Regions from separate parts of the Homo sapiens genome. Here region 2 is linked to region 1. The links are chromatin contacts, found by Hi-C or POLR2A ChIA-PET in ENCODE. All regions are on one chromosome and are shown on one strand. Each heading gives the region's core, a stretch centred on a gene start or an enhancer-like site at or near the end of the contact. The rest is flanking DNA. Distances are from core to core; before and after follow the strand shown. Region 1 overlaps LOC107984402 (a long non-coding RNA gene). Region 2 has its middle 170 kb from the start of MIR125B1.

Region 1 (3,709 bases), core at 556-3,055:
GGCCATTTGCTTGGCCTTGGGCACCCTGTCTAACCATCCACTTCCGACATCCCCTGACCCAAACACCCCCAGGTAAAAGGCGTCTGTAGCCAAAACACTCCATTCTTACTCTGCTCGTCAGATTCAGTCTCCTGAAGACCAGAAAGGCATGAGAACTACATATTCCCTTAAAAGAAAAGCAAAAATAAAATGCCCATTATGTGATCCAAAGCTCCATTTCTGGGTCACAGTTTACTGGACCTACCTAGGACCTCAGAGTGAAGAGATCCAGAGATCATCTAGACTAGCATCTCTCTATGTCTGCTGCTTCTGATGACAAATCCCCGTGGCTTGCCTGATGTGTAATGCTACTGCCTCTGCTTAGATATTACCATAAAGAAGAAGGACCTCCTTCAGCAAATCAATGGTGGGAGATCTATGTGCCATGTGCCAGGGACTCTTTGTTGGTAGAGGAGTAACTGAAGGGCATTTGCCTTGAATGCAGTAGTTGTTTACATTCTAAAATTACTAACCCAACCATCACCACCTGCCCATCAAGAGAATATAAAGAAAGCTTTAGACCATCTTCTCCAGAAACAAGCACATAAACATATTTTCAATGTAATTTTAATAGGTTCAAAAACTCCTGAAACTGACCCATAGATCTCAAGCTAAGAATCTTTACTTTAATGCTGTTTTTGAGGACCATGCAAATGGTGCTGGTCCACGTACTAAAACAACAATTAAATTATTCTGTTTTTGTGGTGAAAAATTCAAGCCTTGGAAAGTGAGAATTTTATCTCAAATTGTAAGAAGTATCCACCTGGAGCAACTGTGTCTCAGGGACACTGAGAAGGTTAGGAACACTGAAAAGAAGTGGGACAGCCTTGCAAGCTCGTTTATGTGGCTGAATATTTCCTTGACGTGCTCATTGACATTGTGCAATGGAAACACCACACTCCTCAGCATTGTGTTGGCAACTCCTAGGTTTCTGAAGGTTAATGATTTTATGGGTCCAGGCCTCACACATGTTGCACCTTTCAAAAGCTTCATTTCTCTTTTGTTTGGAGGAATTCCCAATGACTTTTAATTAAGTGTTTTCTCTGTTGGCAGGAAGGAGACAATAAAGGGAAAGGGTTTGTGCATTCTTGCTCACAAAGCCAATGCTATGTATTTGTGGTCGATGATTGATGGGTGGAGCACTTAAGGTTGCAATTGCAAAGTAAAACCCACAGGTAGATGTTGCCTATAAAAACAGTCTTGGGAAGGTATCTTCTGCCGCACTTGCATGGTGCATTCCATGGTCTATTTGGACTCTTGAAGCTTTCTTAGGCATTGGGCTCTTGCTCCTAGGGGCATGTACTTCCTGAAGAACTTATGGACAAGAAGTCAGCCCACTTGAATGAACTGATGTCAACAGAGAGCTGGACCAGATGTTTGGGGAAGGGAAGAGGTGTGGAGATAATTACTAGAGTAGGGGATACATGTGTCACTTCTTACAAGGATTGAAAAGAAGTTTCCTATTATGCCAAGTGAGATGACACAAGAAGCAGATCTTATTTCTCAATATTGATGCCTTAGTCCAAAAGGAATGAATCCATTCTTCTGCCTCCAGGCAATGCAACATTCAAAGAGATTGGGTTTTTGTTCTTTTTTCAGCATTCTCAAAGAAGGGCATTCCGGCCTTCTTTAACCTTGCATTCCAGAGCCTCACAGTGCCTATACTCAGGAAATAACTTCCTCAGGTTTAACTTCAATCCCTCTCCCTGCAATGTGAGACCATTGCTATCCTCCAAGGATTGGAAGAACAGCTGCCTGGCACCTTGCCAGTCACATCATTCCACTTTCCCATTGTTCAGCAAAGGAAATGGCTCTGGGAATCTGTTGCTTGGCTCCTCGTCCGTCACCCAGCAGGAACCCAGGCCAGATCTTCAGGCTCCTTTGAACAGTCACTTTGCTGCTGCACCAGGTATCTACTTGGAGCACTATTTTCCCAAGCTTCTAAAATTACCACAAGTGACTTATCACCCTCTGAAAACAAAACTCTCTCTAAGGGGCTTTGAGAGATGATATAAAAGAATGTTCTACATTTTTGCAGTGCTTTACCTAACATTTGTGCCCACAGAATTTCCAAGATAGGCCTTATAGCCATCATTTTAAAGATAAGGAAATGGGTCCAGCAAGATTGGCTCAACCAAAGTTCACGCAGATAAGAAGAACAGAAGCCAAGAGTTGGCCTTCAAATTATGATACTTTTAAGTTCAGCACTCTTTCCACTACACCAGAGTAAAGTTCTGGACCATGGATGTCTTGCCTTTGTGATTCTTAGTCTAACAAACTAGAGAGGCAGATACACAAGGAAATGAGTGTTAAACTCTTCAGTCACAAGAACTGTGGAATCAGTTGGGGTTGGTTAGGAGAACAGCAAGAAAGCCTCGTGGGATAGGTAGCATTTTAGGATAGTTAAGGGAGGTTCTAGAGACAGAGCGACCTGACTTACAGTCCTGGCTCTAACACAGGCTGTGTGACACCAGACAGATTCACTAACCTCTGAGCTTCAGTTTCCTCATGTATGAAACGAAAATAATATCTTTTTCACAGGGTTATTTTGAGAAGTAAATGAGATAATTAATATAAAGTGCTTAGCACAGGATCTGACAGATAGAAGAGCTAAATAAATTTTTAAATAATAACTATTCATGTTAGGGAGTGAATAGAGCAATGAAACTGAATGGAGTTAAATTGGGAAAGGTTTCATTGAGGAAGTGAAAGTGCAATAGGAATTTGAAAGCAAGATTGGGGCTTAGGGGAGAGGACAAGAAGCGGATTATTTCTTTGCCCTCAGTCTCGCGTAGGGAGGCTAGTTTAATCTCTGCATGGGGGTTCCCAACACTGCCTGTCTGCAGATTTTCAGATTTTTAAGTCACTTTCTGGAACAGTGTAAAAGCAGTACATCATAGGCGAGGCTGTGGACGGCTGGCTTACAGGATATATGGGGAGATGCCAACGTTAAAGCAAATTCTATCCTAGAATGAGGAACAGCTTCAGTATAACTCCATTAAAAAGGGAGTGTGCTGTAATGTTGAGCTATTCTTAGTGTGGATAACTCCTTAAAAGGTTAAGTCTAATGAGCTGGCTTGCTTGCCATAGATGTGCTGCTTCTGATACAGATGAGAGGGATGACCTCTTTAAGATTCTACAAATTATTGGAAATAGGGATATTGCAATTCTTGGAACTTTCCCATTGATTGATTAAGTAAATCATCTACTAAATGCAAATCTAATTTGAAAGGTATACATTTAACAGAATTAATAAGTGAATTGAGTAGGCAAAACGTTAGAAGTAGCCAAAAAATGCCCTAACTGATTGGAGACTTCTAAACAGGCTCCAAAGAGTGAGGAACTCAAGAAGGAAATTACTGGAGGCTCTTAGGGATTGTGGCAACACTGCTTTGGACATCTGCCCAATCCAGTGTGGATTTGTGGAACATGAACCACAATGCCACAACTATTTCCAAAGGCATGTAAATCAGGAATCAGTTTCTGTTGGTGTATGACAAGCCATTTAAGGCGCCCAGGCTGAAGGACTGTGGGATGTCCATCCTGTGCCTTGGTGCTGCCAACTCACAATGTGGGTTTCTGTGACTAGTGGAATGGAGCCAGGTAGTTCCACAGGCTACGCTGCCCTGAATGTTCCTCCTGCCTGGATTGCTGGCAATGCAGAGGGAAA
Region 2 (3,709 bases), core at 766-3,265, 38 kb before region 1:
TGGAATTGTGATCAGATTCAGTTTATATACCACACAAACCAATCTAATTTCCTTATAGGCACATGTATTTCCAAAGCAATGTTCCCCAACTTGATTGCCCACCATATTCATTGGCCATAGCTTCAGGGCGACTTTTAATAGCTTTCAACAAATCCACCCTCTAAGGATGAAGATGTACCACATTTCAAGATATTTAAGAAAGTACCAACAGTGTCCATGCATAACTTTCCAGAAGAGTTCCAAAAATGCTTTGAGCAATTTCTCAGTATCTTGGGAATCAGCAAAAATCTACTGAGAGGACTGCTTTGCAGGCAATAGTGCTGCTTTGGAATTAGACATTCTCATTCATGTGTTACATAACAATAACAAGCACTTATTAACTGTTTACTATGAACCAACTCTATCCAGCAATGTTTGCGTGTGTGTATTCTCACTGAACCCTCCCAACAATTATATGAAAACAGCAACAACAACAATGGTTGTTTTTGGCATTTACTGAGTGCCCATGATGGGTCAGACAGTGTTAAGGATTATTTCGTTTTAAACCCATTTTACAGACAAAAAAACTGAGGTTTAGAAAAAAGTAAAGAACTTTGCTAAGGTCCCAAAGCCAGTAAGAGAGGAACTAAGATTCATATGCAAATGTATCTGACTTGCTTATAATTACTCTGATTTATGCCTGTGGTAGGCTCTGCACTGTGATGTGACTGCCGGATTTATATATATATTATATATATACGTATATATATAATATATATATTATATATATATTATATATATTATATGGTAGTAGAATGAATATATTACTATATATATTATATGCTAGTAGAATGAATAAACTTATATCAGTGACAGTGGTCCCACCAAGGCAAATAAGAACAACAAGCAAAAGTGATACAAGAGGGTTCAGCTCATCTAATTCCTAAACTACAGCCACGTTCCTGTTCATAGGAGAGAGCAGTGGGCATCAGAGACCAAACCTGGATGTCTCCAAGCCAGCTGCAGCATGGGGCTTTGTGATTTGCTGTTTCACTCCAGTTAAGCCCCTGCAGGGCCCTGAGTCTTAGTCACTCCAGCCAGGCATCAGGAATGGGTACATTCACCTCCCTTCCCCAGCCTTCCCCTATGAATATTTATAAAGCGCTCTAGAATCCTGGTATCCCATAAAAATGCAAAGTACGATTATTATTAATGATACAGTTAGCAAGAAGGACATTTGTTATTTCTACTCAATTGGTTTCCCCCAGGAGCAGAAACAATTTTTTTTGACATAGTATTAATGCGCCGCCTCCGCAACTTTGGTCATCTGTCATCTTCTTTCGGACAAAGTTGAGCCAGTGTCTCAGGCAGCACCCTTCCTTCCCCTTTGCAATATCGGCACTAGCTGAGCCCAAGTGGCTTTATGGTTTAGATGAAACTATGGATCTTTATTTGATTTCTGGTATCAGGAAACAATTTATGAGGATCAAGGCAGTTAGGCTACGCGACTTCCTTTCTTGCCGAGGTAGTCGCTAGTCGCACAGGCAGCCCTGGCTCATAAATCTCGTTTTATTTCCCCATCTATTCACCTGGAACTAAGTGATTTTTTTTAAGGCAAAGGGGAGAACACATTTCCTTATGTAAGCACTCTTCCTCCAGCTCGTAATCACCATTGTTTCTCAGACGAACTAGTGAGCAGCTGAAGCAGGAGCCATTTCCATTTTCGTGCATCACACTTGTATTTTCAGAGTTTACAGAAAAATACTGCAACCAATTTGGGATTTCCCTGTAATGAACCACTTCCTCTAAATAAACCAGAATTGATTCCAATGTGAATTTCAGAGACGAAAGGGCTTTCTGAAAACATCTATTTTCATATGCCCTTCAGAAACTACCTTGCCTTTCTTTTTGCTCCCATCCCCCGCTCCCACCCTCCCTCAAGCCCCCCACCCCGCCTTCCCCTCCTTCTTAAGAAGACTTTCCCAGGTCCCTCTTGGCTGTGGTTGAACGACGTTGGCTCCTGTCCATGCTGCAACAAAGACCTGGCATTCCAGCTGTCTGCGTCTAATCTCCAGTGTCAGCTCTCGTTAATGTGTGAGCGTGAAATCAGAGGGGGCAGAGCTGCACGGAATATTAAAACCATGATCAGAATTCCACTGAAATGCTGAGAGTCTGCAAGCACCATTAGAGGAGGCTGTCAAATCACGGCTTCGCATTAAATAAAAGAAAAGATTTCTATCAGAGGAAAGTACAATCAGTGAATCGCTGAGCTAAATTAGCATTTTTTCAATTGGAGATCGAAGTTGATTTATTGTTCTACACGACATTAATGTAACTATGTGCTTGACCTGCTAAGGCAGCTAATTTTTCATTTAAATGGTTTCTTTCCTTCCCGGTGCAAAGGCTGCAATCATATTTCAACTTTGCAGAGTGATCAGAAAAGTCGTGGAATGCTGCAGAAATGTCTTAGGGCGGCCTTCCTTCCCCTCCCCTCTCTTTCCTTTCCTTTTTCCAACTCCAGCGCCTTCCTCCTCCCCTCCCCTTCCCCCCTAACCTCATGGCTGGTGGTCAAGGTCACAGAGGAAGAGTAATCTCAAAGCCACCGACTTCAAAGCCTCCATCAAAGAAGCCCCTACGTAGCCATTGAATTAAAAGGGAGTGGGGGAGGGTGGGGTCCTGGCACTAGACGTTCCTACCAGCAAGAAAGGACCCTTTAACTGCCCTGCTGGTGTGGCCAAATCTGGGGCGTCCTGGGTCCAGTTTTCTCCTGCAGGCCTCTCAGTATGTGTCTCTTCTCATCCTCCCCATCCCCCTCTCCTCCACACTCACATCGTCTGAAGATAATATACATTTCCAATTAGCAGAGCACATTCTAGTCATGTTCTCTTTTACTGCCCTAACTATCTTCCTTTTGCTAAAAAGCTGGGCTGTCATTAATGAAATCCTGCAGTTCTGTTAATCCGAGATACAATGCTCCTTTCTCTCTCAGTCTCTCCCTAACATAAAAACTACAGTTACTGAAGCTCCCCTCTTCTGTTTGGAGTCCTCGTTGTTTGTCTTTCATTGCATACCTGATGTAGCATAGTAGCAGTCGAAGTTCCCGGACGGATGTAGAAGGAAAAAACACAATTATATTTGTTTCCCAGTGTCCTTGTTTGCAAAGGCAGCTGGCATTTTCTGTTTTTATTTTTTTAAGCACATTGATTTTTAAGCTCTGGAAATTTAGGAATATGTCTTAGGGTAGTTTGGGGGCCTTTGCCTATAGCAAATTTGTTGGATTTAAAACAATTATAGCTGGAAGCCCTGGAAGAACCCTGATAAATTACTTTCCGGCGTTTGTCTGAAATGCCTCTTATGAATTAATGCATTGTATCCATAAGAGAAAGGGCAGGTGGGTGGTGGGCAGTGGTGCTGACATTTGCCACACCTTACCAATATCAGTATGACTTCCAAAGCATAGCGGACATTGGACCAATAGCTGGTACTTATATTTTGGTTTTCTTCTTCCATCCCCAAACATCTACATTCTGAATTACAAATTGGGAACTTTCCTATATTTGGAGGAGGCATGAAGTCAGTGTCAATCCCTTAGATCTGGAGGCCTTGAGAATTTGAGGCTAAGAACGGAATCAGCTGCTACATACCCAGCTAGCCATGGACAGATGAGGTGAAGAATAGCCCCCTACCCCACCCCCGTGGCCTCTAAGACAAGGAAATCACTCGGGCGGGG

Evidence for each region. A loop is a pair of places that touch in the nucleus more often than their neighbours do. ChIA-PET counts read pairs that join two places held with the same protein, here RNA polymerase II (POLR2A). Pooled maps may share reads with other maps.
Region 2: a map of endothelial cell of umbilical vein shows a loop between it and region 1 (3-fold over the local background). The contact joins two enhancer-like sites. A Hi-C loop is called at or near these places in 2 of 168 maps with a recorded cell type or tissue (IMR-90 and endothelial cell of umbilical vein) and 1 of 50 pooled maps. POLR2A ChIA-PET finds 5 or more read pairs at or near these places in 2 of 52 experiments (AG04449 and OCI-LY7).

Annotation. Positions count from the first base shown.
Region 1 is chr11:121,890,395-121,894,103 of GRCh38, reverse strand. All of the region lies in intron 2 of LOC107984402 (a long non-coding RNA gene), which reads right to left. Among named protein-coding and RNA genes, the nearest start is that of MIR125B1, 210 kb to the left of the region's middle. Within about 2 kb of position 1,805, at least 3 of the 41 ENCODE cell types and tissues checked have a DNase peak (open chromatin) inside an H3K27ac peak, as active enhancers do.
Region 2 is chr11:121,928,122-121,931,830 of GRCh38, reverse strand. No RefSeq gene overlaps it. Among named protein-coding and RNA genes, the nearest start is that of MIR125B1, 170 kb to the left of the region's middle. RefSeq lists enhancers at 2,012-2,512, 1,368-2,768. Within about 2 kb of position 2,015, at least 11 of the 41 ENCODE cell types and tissues checked have a DNase peak (open chromatin) inside an H3K27ac peak, as active enhancers do.